2 separate regions of the Mus musculus genome follow, and region 2 is linked to region 1. Evidence: chromatin loops called from intact Hi-C (ENCODE). Cell type or tissue: left cerebral cortex. All regions are shown on one strand. Links, peaks and the distances in the headings refer to the core of each region. The heading gives the core; the rest is flanking DNA. Region 1 has its middle 130 kb from the start of Grem2. Region 2 overlaps Fh1 (fumarate hydratase 1).

What was found. A loop is a pair of places that touch in the nucleus more often than their neighbours do. Peaks named below come from ENCODE experiments on the same cell type or tissue, not always from the same donor. Only the 100,000 strongest peaks of a DNase experiment are listed, where the experiment ranks them.
Region 2: it touches region 1 in a loop (3.0-fold over the local background); 11 of 42 quality-filtered maps call a loop at or near these places.

What each region holds. Positions count from the first base shown.
Region 1 is chr1:175,048,890-175,057,536 of GRCm38, reverse strand. No RefSeq gene overlaps it. Among named protein-coding and RNA genes, the nearest start is that of Grem2, 130 kb to the right of the region's middle. In left cerebral cortex, for the core only: no CTCF peak of the experiment used is centred there; no DNase peak of the experiment used is centred there.
Region 2 is chr1:175,604,005-175,612,651 of GRCm38, reverse strand. Fh1 (fumarate hydratase 1) reads left to right here. Exons shown (of 10, transcript NM_010209.2): 5 at 323-505; 6 at 2,850-3,015; 7 at 4,632-4,835; 8 at 6,470-6,597; 9 at 8,561-8,647. Among named protein-coding and RNA genes, the nearest start is that of Fh1, 17 kb to the left of the region's middle. In left cerebral cortex, for the core only: no CTCF peak of the experiment used is centred there; a DNase peak (open chromatin) is centred at 3,718.

The sequences.
Region 1 (8,647 bases), core at 391-8,390:
AGTTCACAACCATCCATAGCTCCAGCTCGAGAAGTACTGATGCCCTCTTCTGACCTCTGAGGGCACCATGCCCACACATGGTACATAAACTCACATTCAGGCAAAACACTCACACATAAAATACGACAAATCTAATTTAAAAGATATTCAACACGCAGGAGGTGATGTTTTGGTGAAATGTTACATGCTGTGGCCAGCATATAAACCCAGGGAGCCTGACTTTAAGACTTATTACACAACTCCTGTACAAAACTCTTCCCTTTTTTTTTGGTAAAAGAAAAGTCATGGGAAAATTCACATTGCACACTAGAAACATTTTTGTTGACTGTCAGGACAGTCTTGTTCCAATCTCTGGAGCTCTCCCCGATCCCAGGTAAGAAACTTGATAAGTTTCAAGAATTAGATGGTGCTTGACTCGGCTGTCCTTTTGATTTCTTTATAGGCAAAGGAATAGCGTACTCCAGCTACTAAAAATATACCAAGCTATGTGCCCTCTAATTATGTAGGTAAATTTAACTATGAAAGAAATTTGTCAACATTAGAAACAAATCAGTGGTAGGGTCTGCTAGCTGATTAATATCATCATGAAATTAGAAGGATTTGGTATAAGAAATGTGCATATTGGTTATAATATAAAGTAGAAATAGTTGATAAAATATTTCATTCTATACGTGTTTGTTTTTTTTAAAGCATAGAATTCAAATTAAGAGGCTCTCTTTAAAATATTACTGTCCAGCAAAGTTTTGGATAGCCCACATGGAAACTAAGATGGAACCATAGCTAATGAAGTTGGTATTGGAAAAAGACAGCATGTTGAAGATGTGCTTCCACAGACAGAATGCATTATCTCAGTGGTGACCATTCATGCCCTGTCTCTGCTCACAAGCCCAGTGTTATCTGCGGTTCTGAATCATGGCTTGGTGTAGAACAGACAGGCAAATACTGGCAAAAGGCATCAGAGAATTGGGAGGGGGAGGGTTTTCCTGGTACTAGTGACAAAAATTACACCAGGGGCCAGGAGATGGATCAGCCAGGAAAAGAGCTTGGCCCACCTGGTAGCCTGAGTGTTGTCCCAAGAGACTATTAGGGCAATAGAAAAAAGGATCCCTAATAGTTCATAGTTGTTCTCTGCCCTTTCTCTGTACATGCTCTGTGGTACATGGGAGGGATTCAGAGAGAGAGAGAGAAAGAGAGAGAGAGAGAGAGAGAGAGAGAGAGGGAGACGGAGAGGGAGAGGGAGAGGGAGAGGGAGAGGGAGAGGGAGAGAGAGGGAGAGGGAGAGAGAGAGAGAGAGAGAGAGAGGGAGAGGGAGAGAGAGGGAGAGAGAGAATATGAGAGAGAGAATATGAGAGAGAGAATATGAGAGAGAGAATATGAGAGAGAGAATATAAGAGAGAGAATATGAGAGAGAGAAAATGAGAGAGAGCGAGAGAGCATGAGAGGGTATACATTTTAGAAGTTTGAAAACATTTGAAGTCACTCAAGGTTGTCAGGGAATGAGTGAAGGCCTACACTAGCTTTCAGGAGACACACAGGGTAAAGCTTTTGGGTGGGGGCTGCCTCTTGTCCTTTTGCAATCGCACCCCAACCCCACCCCCACCCTCATCTCCAAGATCAGCTGAAACCATAATTCAGACAATAATGATTTCCTGAAGCTTTCATGAAATAAAATGGTGATTGAAGTCTTTCTCCCTTCATGGTGTCCTCCCAGAGCCTCACAGCTCACAGTTGTGCCCCACCCTCCAGCCTCCGTGACAAAGAGATCCTGTAGTCACATTAGAAAAGCATTTTATCCTTGTTGGCCAATTCTTCCTTTGCAATGCTACAATAATGTTTTCCACAGATCAGGGGGTTAGGGGAAAAGAGAAAAAAATTCCACTTACTCTGAATAACGGAAATGCCGCTGCAAGCTTACCTAAGTTATCTGAAGCAGGAGCATGGATGAGAAATGAAGGCAGATGCTTCTCCAGCCGTATGACAAATGTCACACTTGATCTTACCTCTTGAGACTCTGAATCCCCTGCTTATAGCTGGTGCTCACTTAATACCTGATGAGTTAAATAATTTTGGTATTTACATGAGGGGCAAGACTTGAGTACTATGAATTAACTCCGTTCATTTCAGTGCAAGTATCAGCTGTGTCTATATGCAAGTACATATTTGAAAGAACATACTGCATTTCCAATACATTTGCTGCTATTACCCCTGACTATACTTTTCGTATTTTAAGGATTCTCTCAGCCATTTACAGGATACATCCAAAGGTATCCGTTCGCTTCCAAAGGCTTTTAAGAAACAGTGTATGTCAGTGTGTCAAGCATGGAAATGACTGAGAGGGAACTAAACTCATAGCTCAACCACAATCATCTTATACTATGCATTTGTAACTTTTTATATAAAAAAATGTATTCTTACCAACTCATAACACACCAAAAATGTCTCACATGTAAAGTATGATTAAAATAAATCTAAAACACAATGTGCATGTTCCCTTGGATATTTAGGGATGGTTCCTTGGGGCTGAAATGTAATTGTATTTGAAACTTCATTTCCAAATGGTCATTATTAGGTCATTAGACAAAAGCTTAATGTCTTTATTAGGTAATATAGCTTGAATCATCTCACTCCTGTTTAGAAATCCAGTGGGTCAGAGCATGTGTAATATCCTTTAAAGGATAATAACACCCTACTCTTACATGGGTTAAAAGGATTAAGATAATATATGTAAATCACCAAGCATAGTGCTTGGGGCATAACTGTTAGGAAATAATGTCTCTTACACACTCCTCTCCTTTTCTCTAAGAAGACATCTTTATAAAAAGACACAGTAAGCATCCACACCCTCCCTCTTAGTCTTATACTCTATTTGGCCAAAACCAACTAGAGTCAGGACACCAGGGGCCTTGGGAAAGGGTTGGCATAGAGATAGCTGTGATGGAGGTTAGGAAAATCAATGTCAATGAAGCCGTAGAACCAAGGGATGACCAAAGGGAAGGCCTCAGGTGAATGAAGAGAATTGCGTCCTAGGGGAGTACATTCTAGAAGCCAGTGCTTGGATAAAAACTTTCCCAAAGACATGGATGGCCTTACCTTGCATAGGCTAAAACCCCAAGGCATTTTGTCAGTATCCAGTATAACAGGAGATGGCAGTGAGTGTAAGAGGGATGGTGGGTACTGTCACCTCTTAGTTATATTGCAAAGGATGCTGGATCTTTTAGGCAGGTGGATTCTTAGTTATACAGATAAATTAATTTGAAAACAGACACTGAAGGAAACTCAATGATGGTTTCTTGGAATTAGAGAGGAAAACGCAGGAGATGCAAGCAGACACTACTCTCAGCAGGTGCTAGGAGGGAGATGGAGGAAGCAGAGAGAAAATTGGCCTTTCTGAGTTAGGAGGCCAGACAGCGGGCAGATTCATTGGGGAAGCTTGTAGCCGGCTGCCTCCAGGTAGAGTCCATCACACCATGTTAATTAAGTAAGAGAGCACAAAAACAGCAGGATCCTTTACTAAAGATTTCAGCAACTGTCAGAGTTGGAGTGAGAATATAATCACTTCTAAAGAAAATTGAGGGCCCATGGGAAAAAGAAGCCAAGACCACACACAAATGTGTTTTAAAAATTAAAAGTAAAGTTACTGAAAATGGGAGACTTTTATAAGGAAACTAATAAGGTTAGCTGAAGGATGTAAAAGAACAGTTAGCTGATGGTGAATGTGAATTTTCTAGACTGTACACATATAGTTATTTGCTAATGAACATATCCATTAAATATATCAAAACCTCAATGAGTTATCTGTAGAGCTTTGCCATGTGACTTTCTGTTTGAGTGTCAGGATGTATGGCACAGATATTCAAGGATGTAGGAGACAAATCAACAAAATGGACACAATCAGGCCACTCAACCTCCCATGAGGCAAGATGCCTTCTAAGCATGAGTTTTTAAAAATGAGATAGCTATTTGCTTTATTTTAAAATGAAAATGTTACATTTTAAGTAAGTTAAAATTATGCAGGGCCACCTGGTGTCTCACCTCACCCTCAAGAGCTCTGGGAAATTGGTGGCTGCTGGGGATGGAGTATTATTTCCCCAGTAGAATCCTAGTTCACTATCCTGTTGCCGTGATGAAACTCTGACCAAAAGTGATTTGCAGGTAAGAAGGAATTTATTCCAGTTTAGAGGTTCTAGTCCAACCCCAAGGGTGAGAGGGTTGTGACATAGCATCTGAGACCTATATGAGAGATTGTTCTGTGTGCTGTTCCTGCCTACCTGATGCTCTTAGCACGTGCTGGGTAAATTCAATGACCTAGAAGATCCTTTTGTTCTGAGTCTGGGATCTACTGTTGAGCATGTCCTCAAGGTGATCTGAGTCCACACTCTTCTGCCATGCTCACTTACATGAGCCAGGCTCATAGAAAACTAGCTCTTGTTCCTCTGGAGCAAGGACTGAGTTCTGTGTTGACAGTTTCCTTCTAATTCAGGTCTTTCTCTAAATTTTCCATGTCTAATTGCCTGAGAGGTCTAAATCAATAAGGAGGCCATTTCTTCAGTACTTTGGGTCAGAAATGCATAATTAAATTAGCCCAAAATAAGACTAATAAAACAGAAAGGTGTGGGGAATGCAGTTCTATTTGCATGTTACATTCTATATAATCAGAGTAGCATATGCAAAGATAGGCTACATGAATGGGAAGTGTGCTGGTAGAAGAGCTGATGTCTGGACCCTCTTTTCTTTAACTTCGTAAAAAAAAGAATCAAACTTTATGTTATGCTTAGCAGCACAGTTTACAAATGACAGAACATGATCATAGAATAATTTGATATACTTTTGAAGAAAAGAATGCTGTTTTTCCACAAATACATAGGGAAGTGGTTTTGTTCTTTCATTCTTCAGAATTCCATACAGGTATACAACAAAACATGATCATCTCTACTTCCTAGTTCCCCCTCCAGCTTCCCTCCCTGAAAGTATATCCTCCTTCCAACTTCATGCCATTTTGTTTATTTGTTTTTTGATAATCCACTAAGTCCAGTTAGTGTTGTCCATATGTGCATGGTGTTGGGTCATTCACTGGAGCATGCGATTCCTAGTTATGGCCACATCACCAAAATAGGATGAGAGACTTGCTTTCAAAAATACAACAAGTTATGCTGAAGAGATGGCTCAGTGGTTAGGAGCATTGGTTCCTCTTCCAGAAGTTTAATTCCCAGCCACCAAACAACAGCTCAGAATGGTTTGTAAGTCCAGTCCCAGGGCATTCAAAGCTACCTGCCACTGCTAGTGCTACATGAATGTGGTGCATAGGTGTACATGCTAGCAAAACTCTCAAATACACAAAATAACAAAAATAAATGTGTATGACAAGAACTCTAATCTCTCCTCCCTGCTCTTGCCCTGTGCATGTGATAGACAGGCACACATAGAGAAAGACACACACAGAGAGACAAAGTGAGACAGAGAAAGAGGAAGACATAGAGAGCTAAGTAACTCACCAGTAATCATGAAAGTATAAATTAAAGGGCTGAAGGGCTAGCTAGGCTGTTAAATGCTCTTGCTGTTCTTCCACAGGACCCAAGGTTTTTCCCCAGCACCCAGGCCAGAGCAACTGATAACCACTGACAATTCCATCTCCAGGGGATCTGACACTGTATTCTAGCCTCCACAGGCACCTGAAGACGCACATTTTACACACACACGCACACACACACACACAAAGAAATAGTCAGAATTAAAATACCAATGTTCCTTTCTATTTTTGCCTAATATGTTAACGTCTAAGAGAAGACAGTCTCTGTAAATGAGCAATTTTACTTTTTAAAGATAATGGTGGAATGAGGCCTTACTTTTTCCCATCACACTTACAGCAAATGCTTGGAACTTGAATACTTAACACATCAAGATTTTGTGCTGTGCACTGCCCATTGTGCTCTTGGCTTCTTACTCTGAAAGAATTGTTAATTAACTAATTGTAGAAGTGACTGCCTCTAGCCAGCTTCACTTCCTAAACTGCAGACTAGCCTCAGGGTTGTTAACCTCAACTGAGAGTAATCTGGAGCCCTTTTCTGTCCCTTAGGGGAAGGTGTTGTGTACATCCCTAAATTCTGAGCTGCTGGGTTAGTAGCTGTAGAAACAGTTCTGATTGGAAAGCCCTAGAGCTCTATTTACAGATATGTGCCTCGATGACTATGGCAAGTGAGGTAGCCCAGATGTCTACCTGGTGCTTATGACATGAACTAGCCACTAACTAAACGTGCTGTCCAACAAGTAAAGTAGGTGACAGTTCTGACACACTGACCCACTTTAACAGTGGTCAGATGAGAAGTAGGCAACCAAATCAATTAAGCAGATACAAGAAGGCATGATGCCTCTTGGGAAAGCATGCACTGATGGGCAGGTATAAACCTTATTAGGCACGTCTTCCTGAGATAAAACTACAGTCAATACTATGTATTCCATATTTTTCTTCAGTGCTGAGAATCCAACGGTCTAGGAAATGATACACCACTGAGCTGCATCTCTTGCCCCATGTGGTTTTGTTGTTGTTGTTCCTTTTGTTTTGTTTTCTCTGTTTCATTCAGACCTCTCCTGCTCATTGTACTTACCACCTAATGGAAGTACAATTTCTCTTGTCTTGTATTTAGATGTAGAAAGTCAGAACTTGTATGAACGCTGCTTCCTCTGAGCAGACCAGGCAAAACTTTATTCATTTGCTGCATTTGCAATAATTTCAAGACTCCAGTCTGCTGTTTCCTCTCTCCCAAAGACTTGGACGAGAGTAGCAAGCCACACCTTTCATGCTGACCTGCAGCAAACCTGCAGCCTACATTGTCCTGTGTTTTCTAGGGTGGGTTGTTGGTTGGTTGCCAGTTATTGTCAGCCACTGTTGGTCCTGGTCTGTTAAGTAGTCATGTGTAAAAAGGAAACAACAAGCAGAAATTAGTCAGGGTTTCTATTCCTGCACAAAACATCATGGCCAAGAAGAAAGTTGGGGAGGAAAGGGTTTATTCAGCTTACACTTCCACATTGCTGTTCATCACCAAAGAAAGTCAGGACAGGAGCTCACACAGGGTAGAAATTTTGAGGCAGGAGTGGATGCAGAAGCCATGGAGGAATGCTGCTTACTGGCTTGCTTCCCCTGGCATGCTCAGCTTGCTTTCTTATAGAACCCAAGACTACCAGCCCAGGGATGGCGTCACCCACAATGAGCTAGGCCCTTCCCGGATTCTTCACTAATACAGAAAATGCCTTATAGCTGGATCTCCTGGGGGCATTTCTTCAAGGGACTCCTTTCTCTGTGATAAATCCAGCTTGTGTCAAGATGACACACAAAACCATCCAGTACACAGCTGGTGAAGATCAAACTTGCCCCAAGGAACTCAATGCCCCTAATCAGCAGGAAGTAGTTTAATGATAACATCACCTCCTTTCTCGCCCCTGACTTTATACTGGGGTCTCTTTTCCCTCCTCTCTATCCATTTTTCTCTCTTATTTAGTGTTAGGAGATTGAAGTGTGGAAGAAAAGGGGTGGAGAAGGGTGGAAGAAAAAAGAAGCCACAAAGTAGCAAAGAACAGCTACACATCTATATATAAAACTATCTTTACATGGTCGGAATAGTATTTCCCGTGCTCTTATATATTTAGTATATTATGTTGTTGCATGAGAGTCTAACTGTTCTGGAAAACTTAGATGATTTCCTAGATGATCTATTGCTATGTGTTACACTACTTGGATCGTATGAGCTGCGTTCATACTTTTCCTTCGTTTTATGAGCTTAACAGATTCTGTTTAATTTCAACCATTATAATAGACTAGCCAGACAGTTCAGACCTTAGTAAAAGATCTTCCTAACACTCAAGCAAACTGGCTCAAGGCTAATTAACAAGCTGCAAAGGATTTTAAGCTGACCCTATGTGGAAACTCGTGTTTATTTCACTAACCTAGAAAATTTTATTTGAGCCACTTTGTAAAATATCATTTTATTAACAAATTAAGCTATCAGGGGCTGGAGCTGAGGGTCAGTGGGAGGGTGAGCGCTTGCCCAGCCTGTGTGCGACTTTACACTCCTTTGCATGCCCTGCAAAGTGATGCAAAACTAAATTAAAGAAACTGCCTCAGCCAGCAGCAAAGCAGTCAGTCTTTGACTACCAGTGTGTGCTTGAGAATATGAGTCTGAGAAATGGTTCCAAATCCTAAGGATGCTGGCACCGATGGGGGTTCCCACAGGTACAGCTATTTTAGGCCTCATGCTGTCACCTCAGGATAGCCTGCCTTCTCTTATGGGTGTTGGAAAACAAACAAAATGAAACCAACGAAGCCCAGGGAGAAATGCTCGCCTTTCTCGGCTAATTAAACTGCTTAGATATACAAAGGATAAATAACAGGGATGAGCCCATTTGAATCCTTTCATGTGACAGCCATTTCAGGACTCATGAAATTTATTCTTTCACTAAAAAATGGGAAGGTAGAAGGAGCGAGGGTTTGTATGGTTGCAGTTTTGATCCTAATGTAGTCTCCGCTAGAAATTACAAATTCTCAAAATTGTTTTGTGTCGCCTAGATATAGCATCTGACCAGTTAAATAATTCATACATGAATTTTGTTCTCCTTAAGACATGAGCACTGTCAACGATCCCGTCTACCTTCTTTA
Region 2 (8,647 bases), core at 379-8,378, 560 kb before region 1:
ATCAGAGAATGGCTGGATTCTAGGACACATTGCTGCCTTCAGATGTGCTTGGTAATTAATGCCTTTGCCAACAGTCCTTGGACTTAGCATGCTTGGTTATAATATGTATTGTGTCCAGGCAGTTGTATATGAGATAGTCCTGAGTATGTTCCTTATAGGAAGCCAGATTGCTTTTCATTTCCCCCACTGTCCTATTATGTGCCATATGGACACTATTGAGTACATACTGGGTTTTGAATAGTCACTTAGTTGGTTATATTTGAGCTCCCCTCTTCTTACTTCTAACTTAACATCTTATGTTTCTTTTGAAAATCCCCTGCAGAGCTCGAATGACACCTTTCCCACAGCAATGCATATTGCTGCTGCAGTGGAAGTTCACAAGGTCCTGTTGCCAGGGTTACAGAAGCTCCATGATGCTCTCAGTGCAAAATCCAAAGAGTTTGCGCAGGTCATCAAAATTGGGCGAACTCACACGCAGGATGCTGTCCCTCTTACTCTTGGACAGGTAAGGGAGTTTAACTCATTTTGTTCATTCAGTTTAGGGATTGATACACATTATCAACATTTTCCCTCAAAATTGCCTTTAAAGTAAAGGCCAGGTATATCATCAGGCCAATGATAAATTTTCTGAATTAAGCATTTGGCAACTTTTCTCTCTCTCTTTCACTCTTTGTTTTTGTTTTGTCTTTGAGGCAGGGTTTCTTTGTGTAGGCCTGGCTGTCCTGGAACTCACTCTGTAGATCAGGTTGGCCTTGAACTCAGAGAGCTGTGTACCTCTGCCTCCTAGTGCTGGCATTAAAAGCATGCTTCACCATGCATGGCCAGTTGGCAACTTTTAATAGTACCCACATAAGGTGAGAGCATGCTGGCAGTGAGTGGGCTCAGTTGGGTTCTGAGTTCAAGTTCTGTTTTGCTGTAGACCAGGTATGTGACTGCGGAAAGTTACTTAGCTTCTCTGTGTCTCGGCTTTCTGGGTTGTGAGGCTGTGGTGAGTGAGCTGGTTGACAGAGTTTAGAACCGTGTCGGGTACATAGCTACCATCATCTTCATTAGTCTGTTATCACGATTGCCTCATTGGTCTCTCTTAGCCTAAATTAAGTAGTTATTTAATTAAAGCAAAATGTTAAAGTAATTAAGTGAGGCATATTTTACCCTCTAACAGGACAGCTTGTGAAGAGGTGTGACTGTTCAGGACAGCAGAAAGTATTTTTCCGTTTCTGTGTCATCAGCTGAAGGGAGATCTAATAATTGTATTGCAAAGAAACAAAAGAAAACTCACAAAAAGAGTTTTGTCTCCATTTACCATACAGCTTGGGAGGTAAAAGTGTATGTAGTTTATGTATCAGGAGATAGCCATCCATTGCCTAATACTGACTACTAGTCACTAAATAATAGAGTGATGAAAAGCCGGTGTGGTGGCGCACGCCTTTAATCACAGAAGTTGGGAGGCAGAGGCAGGCAGATTTCTGAGTTTGAGGCCAGCCTGGTCTACAAAGTGAGTTCCAGGACAGCAAGGGCTACACAGAGTAACCCTGTCTCAAAAAAAATAAAAATAAAAACAAACCCCCCCCCCCCAAAAAAAAACAAAACAAAATAGTGTGATGAAAACTAGTTGAGGGTGAGAACTTGATTGCTGCCTGCTTGGATCGACTCTTGTTGTTCTGTGGCAAACAGAAATAAAACTTCATTAGTTAGCAAACATTTTACGGAAGGAATGAAGAATACTTCAAAGGCTTAGCTAAAACATTGCCTTTTTCTGGCATTTTCTGTGTGTAATTTCTGTGTATTTAATCTGTTTCCCCTGGTTGTTAAGTTGTTTTGTTTTGTTTTTTTTTTTTTTTGCATGTTAAAAGCCACTATGCTAAAAATCATTTTGAGTCATGACTTAGTCTCTTGCATGATGTCATTATACTATTTATCATGACAGCAATTCTATTTTCTTTTTTACTTTATGAGAAACATGATTTTTAATTAGAATTGTCTTTTCAGGTTTTGCAACTTTCAAAATACATGCTCTAAGTGCATACAACTGTTATTTATGTGTGCACTCATATACACACATGCAATGGGGGAAAAAGGAGGGAGGGGGAGAGAGTGAGAAGAAGTTAGCATCTCATGAATTAGATCTACCTTTTCCAATGTTTTCTTTAGAATATACTGAAACCCTAATCCTAATCCAAAGTATTCCGTTTTTCAGTATTTTAGGTAGGGAAAAGATTTAGTTTATCTTGGCTTACTAGATAAGGCCAATTGTCAAATACAGAGAGGGTAAGGTTTTTGTCCCTGCATAGTTGTTAGTGGTTCACAATGCTGCAAATATGGTAGGAAGATTGATGGTTGCTTTAAAGTGTGGTGTGAGAAGTAATGTGCCTGCGGCTGCTGGCATTTGAGGGCACAGCGACGCTGGACCCCGCCCACCCCGCAGGCTGTTGTACTCCTTACTTCACGCTCAGGTCTTTGTAAAGTTGCTTCTTGGCTTCCCTCTCAGGTCTTTAAGCTAGAATTGTATAGAAGTATTTCTATTTTCTTTTTGTCTTTGGAGAATATTTAGTAATTTTTCTTTGGGCTACAGTCAGATGTGGGGGAGGGGATCAGCTCACTGGGTGGATTGTAGGTGGAGCAATAGTTCAGTGTAGTGGAGCTATTCTTAAAGGTTTATTTCATGTGTTCTTTGCTTGACTCTGTTGGGACGTTTGGTTATAAACTAAGCTACATGTTATTATTTGCCTTGTAGATTTGTAGCCCTTCCTCTTTATCACGTGAATGAATTAACATAATCTTCTGTTTAGTGCCATTAGAGTGCATTGTAGCTGATAGGAGTTTGTTCTTACAGTGATTTCTCTTCTCAGGAATTCAGTGGTTACGTTCAGCAAGTCCAGTATGCGATGGTGAGAATAAAAGCCGCCATGCCAAGAATCTACGAGCTCGCTGCTGGAGGCACTGCTGTGGGGACGGGGTTAAACACCAGGATCGGTTTCGCAGAAAAGGTGGCCGCAAAAGTAGCAGCACTCACAGGTTGGGGACCACATGCATTGCTACTCACGTTCTTCACATAGCTTATGCATCTTGTAGATATTTCTAGGCTGAATTCTTCTGAAATTAAGGAGTAACATGTTCCCATCAAACATGGCTTGTGTCCATGTCAGAAGTTAATAAAGTTTATCTTACTTTTAAGGCTTCCATATAAGAGTTCATGTTCATGCGTTTACATGTTTTGTTTGTTGTCTGCTAGCATTTAGTCCTTTCCCTTCAAAGCTGTGTTAAGTATTTTTCAAAGAAAGCAGAAACAGTTGACTGTTGAGAAACTTATCACATGATAAGTGCACTGATAGCTTGGTTTTTGCGTGTCATATTTCTTTGCTGTAATATCTTTAAATACTATCCCCCCCCCCGCTAGTACAGTATTGTTATTGTTATTAGAACCAGCTTGTCATGTCCAGAAAACTGATTAAGATGCTGATGCTACCATAAGGTTAGGGTAGTAATAAGTATATAATACATATCACAAGTATATTCAGTTTTTAAAATTTGTATATATATGTATACAATGTATTGGGTTTTCAGCCCTCATCTAATCCCCAAAAATGTCTCCCTCCCAACTTCAAGTTCACCCCCACAGTATGTATCCCCAAGTTTAATTTGTGCTGCCCATATATGGCTATGCATTGGTGTGGGATCATCACTGGGATATGAGCAATCCACTCAAAGAAAAGCGATTCTCCTTCCTCCAGCTGCGGATAGTTTCTCAGGCAGTACAGGGAGTGTTCTTCCCACGCAGTAGCTGGTTCTGTCCAGAGGACAGCACTTCATAGCTCTCCTGCCAGCTTCTAGCCAGCCATTCCTCCTGCCTTCTCTTCTGAGATGCCTTTGGGCCTTGGGGTCAGGATGATACAGATGGGTTTCTGTGGCTCACACTTATTCATTAGCTGAGGGTTTTTCTTTTTTCTTCCTTTTGTTTTTTGTTTTTTTGAGACAGGGTTTCTCTGTGTAGCCCTGGCTGTCCTGGAACTCACTTTGTAGACCAGGCTGGCCTCAAACTCAGAAATCCGCCTGTCTCTGCCTCCCGAGTGCTAAGATTAAAGGCGTGCGCCACCACTGCCCGGCTCACATTTTAATAGTCAGGAACTGTATTAGGATTTGGAGTACCCGGATCTCAGAATCTTTGCTTGGGGGATGGGTGGACTTGTGTCCTCAAGAGTAGATCAGAAGAGTAGACAGAAGATCAGAGTGTAGACAGAGGCAGACTGGATTTCACAGTTCTCATGCTTGCTCAAGAGCAGTCAGGCTTTGTAGGCATGTACTTCTTACAGAGCTCTGTTAGGAAGGAGGCCTTTGGGGAGGTCTTATTTGAGTATTAACATAGCTCGACTCTCAAGCGTTTTCCTCAAGTGGAAAGTTGCATTTATTTTTTATTGATTTATAGATTTGGATATGTAGATTTATTGATTTATAGTACTGGGAATCAAACTCAGCCAGAACGTTGCACACACTAAGCAAGCAGCGTCACTGAATTGCGCACCCACCTCTCTGTTCTAGTTTGCTTTGTGTGCTCTGGGCTTTGTTTAACTTGCTTAACATTGGCAGGCGTGTTTACTCTCCCTGTTTACCCTCGGCGCTCCTTCCTCCTGCAGGTTTGCCTTTTGTCACTGCCCCGAATAAGTTTGAAGCTCTGGCTGCTCATGATGCTCTGGTTGAGCTTAGTGGAGCCATGAACACTGCCGCCTGCAGTCTAATGAAGATAGCGAATGATATTCGCTTCCTGGGTTCTGGTCCTCGGTCAGGTTTGGGAGAGCTGATCTTGCCTGAAAACGAGCCAGGGAGCAGCATCATGCCAGGTCCGTATGCACATAGCTGATAAATGCGGGAGCAGGGCTTTGCAATCACAGGACATGTCTCTTCACTCACTGCCATCCTTGAAGCAGTGGGGATGTATGGGGAACACTGCTTTACAGTTCTTCTAGAACTTTTAGGAGTATCACCAGGTCAGGACATGAGTGGAGTTAGCAGCCTGGTGGAGTTCCATATTGGAGCTTCTGTGTGGTTGTATCCTTCAGCCTAAGCCGAGAGCCCCGCAGAGTGCAGCAGTCAGCCTGGGCTGCAGGAATATAAACCCTGCTGAAGTCTGTGTGTCATGCTTTGCCTCCGGCTCTGTCCTGTTAAGTCAGAGTGGCAAACACTAGAGCCTGGCCGGTGAATGGAGCTGGATGAACAGACGTTAGGGAGTGGCTAATGAGTTGACTTTAGTTGGAGAAATATCTTGATATTGGGTTCTACTCACTCAGCATTTTACTGGTGGCTTAGGGTAGACGAAGAACACTTGCTTATCAGTCAGCAGAGAGCAAAAGTTGAGGTGGCACATGTTGCAGAACAGAGTCAAGATTCACAAAGGCTCCTTTGGAGGCCAGTTGACCTATACTAAAACTGACAAAGTAATAATTTATTGTATAAATTTTTATATAGATTGTATATGCTAGATTTTAAACTATATATGTTATATATGTGCATAGACTGAAAGATCTCGATTTGCAATACTTTGTATTGATATATAATCAACTAGACATATAGTCTAGTTGATTGCAAATTCAATAATTGTTAAAAAGAAATGGAACCAAGTATGGTATGTACATGGTTAACCCTGGCACTTTGGTGACTGAGGCTAGAAGATTATAAATTCAAGGCCAACCTGGGTAATATAAATATTTCAGGCCTAACTAGGTAACTAAGCAAAACCATGTTTCCAAAAGAAAAGACAAATGGAAGAACATCACAGACAAAGGGCCAGTTGTCCAGTGCATTCTCTACAGAGACAGTGTGTGTGTGGCGCTTCTTAAGGAGCTCTGCTGCGCTGGAGCCTTGGGTACGTGGGCGGTAAATAGCGTTCCAGCGTAGAATCTCCCCATAGCAGCACGGCCTTCTCTGTGTAGACCTTATTTATTGGAGTTGTCATCTTTTTTCTTGGCTGCCACCCTCTTGAAGGGTAGAGTCTTGTCTTTCTAATTATGTATTTTGAGCCTGGTTGCCTAAATGCATACACAAGAATGAAAACCATAACAATGGGAACCTGTATTAGTTTTCCTTAAGTGAATCTGTGTGCCTATGCGTCCCCCTTTCTTTGATATTTTTTTTTGTCTGTGATATTGGGGATTGAACCCAGGGCCTCCCTCATGTTTGACAAGTATTTCTGTCTTTAAGTTGTATTCCTAGAATTCTTTATACTTTTCAAGTCAAGATCTCACTAAGTTGCCTAGGCTGGCCTTGACTCAGAAGCTCAGGTAGTCCTTGAACATGGAATATTTATGCCTCCACCTCTTAAGTGACTAAAATTGCAGCCTGTGCCTCAACTTTGCCTTATTTTATGCCTTTATTTAAAAACATTAGATTTCATTCTTTGACTAATATAAAAACAGTCTTAAGTCATATAGGAAACCATGATTATATTTGATGAGATTCTACACTGGTTTTCTCAAAGGAAAGGTGAACCCTACTCAGTGTGAAGCGATGACCATGGTTGCAGCCCAAGTCATGGGGAATCACGTTGCTGTTACCGTTGGAGGCAGCAATGGACATTTTGAACTGAATGTGTTTAAACCAATGATGGTAAGCCTTCAATTTAATTTTTAGCAGTTTTTGATTGAAGACCAATAGCCAGTGCTCTTGTCTTCCTTGAAGGTTTCTGGAGCTTCCACGGAAGCTAGCTGTGTAGTAGGTAATCTTAGTCCTACTGGAATAACCTGGCATATCGGGAGTTAGTCTACTCAGCTCAAGGGATTTGGTAGTCTGCTTTTTAGGTGGAATGAAGATGTGTGGAAGTAAGACAGGGGTTTCTTTGTCTTCTGCTGCCATTGATGCCAGCAGCTAGAATCAGTTCAAGTCTGTCTAGCACCTTCCTTAAAGCCCTGTCTCCTGCTCAGGCTGTTGCTTTGTGCCATCTTTCTTCAGATTTGGTTGCGAAAGCCTGACCCATTGTCACTTTCTCTTACGGTTTGATAACTGGTCCAGCCTCAGCCCCTTCACATACTTGCTCTGAGCTCTGTCATCTCCATCATCATTTCCTCCTTCTTCTGTCTCATCATCATCTTTCTTTCTCATCCATTCTCTTAGGGTACCATGTTGACCCTTTCTCTGTTTCTTTAGTGCTTTCCCTGTCCGCAGCAAAGCTTTTTTAAATTTATTTTTTGCCTTTTGCATATGGCTTGGAAACTGTCCTCCAAACTTCTCCTTTTTCCTTCATCATTCCAAATATGGAGCAAAATGGTGTCATCTTCTATGCAGGTTCCTGAGCTTCAGGTAGCCAAGCTGTGTCACTATTAAGTCCTTCATTCGTACAGTGCTCTATCTGAAATACACTAGAGGCTTATTTCTTACTGGTTTGTCGTATAAAGTCTAATTGATTAGAATACCCAAATAACTGTGAGTGTATTTTTTTAAGTTTCACTGTGGCTCACACAATTTTAGGTGCTCACAATAAAGCAATAAATGTGAAGTTTTTGGTTTTTGCATTCATGGCATGTATACCCTGCTAGGATTGGTCAATGAAAGACAGGCTGGAGTGAGCTTTAGATCTGTATCCTTTTGCATCCAGGCCAGGTGCCTGACATGTCCAGATGCAGAACAACTGCTTCTGCTATATTTTAATCCTTTCTTATGTTTTAAAAGTAATGCCACCTTACCCCTTCTTTATAAATATGAAGAAGGAAAAGAAAAGGTTTGGTGGAAACAGTCGTTCATGGCTTAAAGTAAAACCACTGCTTCAGAGCCTGAGAGAAGGATGGACATTGGGGTGGGGAGTAGACTCAACTGAGGAAAAAAAGGTTGGCTTTAATTAGAAAATCAAGATGAAATTTGATTTACAATTGAGTCATTTCAAATTAAGCTGTAACGTCTAGTTTCTGTTAGAGTCTATTGGTGGAAGTATTATTTTCTTCCAGACCTTTTTGAGTTTTAGACAGAGGTATACATGGGAAGTGTTGCTTAAAAGAAACAGGTATTAAATGTACCAGTTGGCTTTCTATGACCTTAAACATCATGTGATGTTATTTTAAAATGAACTGGACTGTTCTGTTAACCACAAAACCAGAGAATCCAAAAGTTAGCGCGCATCTCAGGACTCCGAGCTTCTGCTCTGCTTTCTCTTGCATAGAGGAGTCTTCATCCACTTCTGGCTATCGGCTTCTGTGACAAGCAGGATGACTGGATTGTGGATACAACAAATCTTGCCCGTTTAGCATGTTCTCCATGGGCTGTTTTATATTAGTCACTCACCAAGGGCTGTCTTGAGATACTTATCCACCAAGGGCTGTCTTGTGTTAATTGCACACACATCTTTTTTTTTTTTTTTCTTTAATCATTTTTAGATTTGTAACTTTGTGTCCTCAGAGTCTCCCTTTCTCACTTGTTTTCTGGGTATTATACTGCAGGATTGGTAGGAGTGGTGTACGGTTATGGAATTACATGTCCAGTATGGAACAGCAAATAATGCATGTCATTGGACAAAAGCAAAGCAAAGTGACCCGAGGCTCAGAAACGATTCTCTTTCCTCCTTCCCGTGCCTCTCCCATAGATTAAGAATGTGCTGCACTCAGCCAGGCTACTGGGAGATGCTTCAGTGTCCTTCACAGACAACTGTGTGGTCGGGATCCAGGCCAAC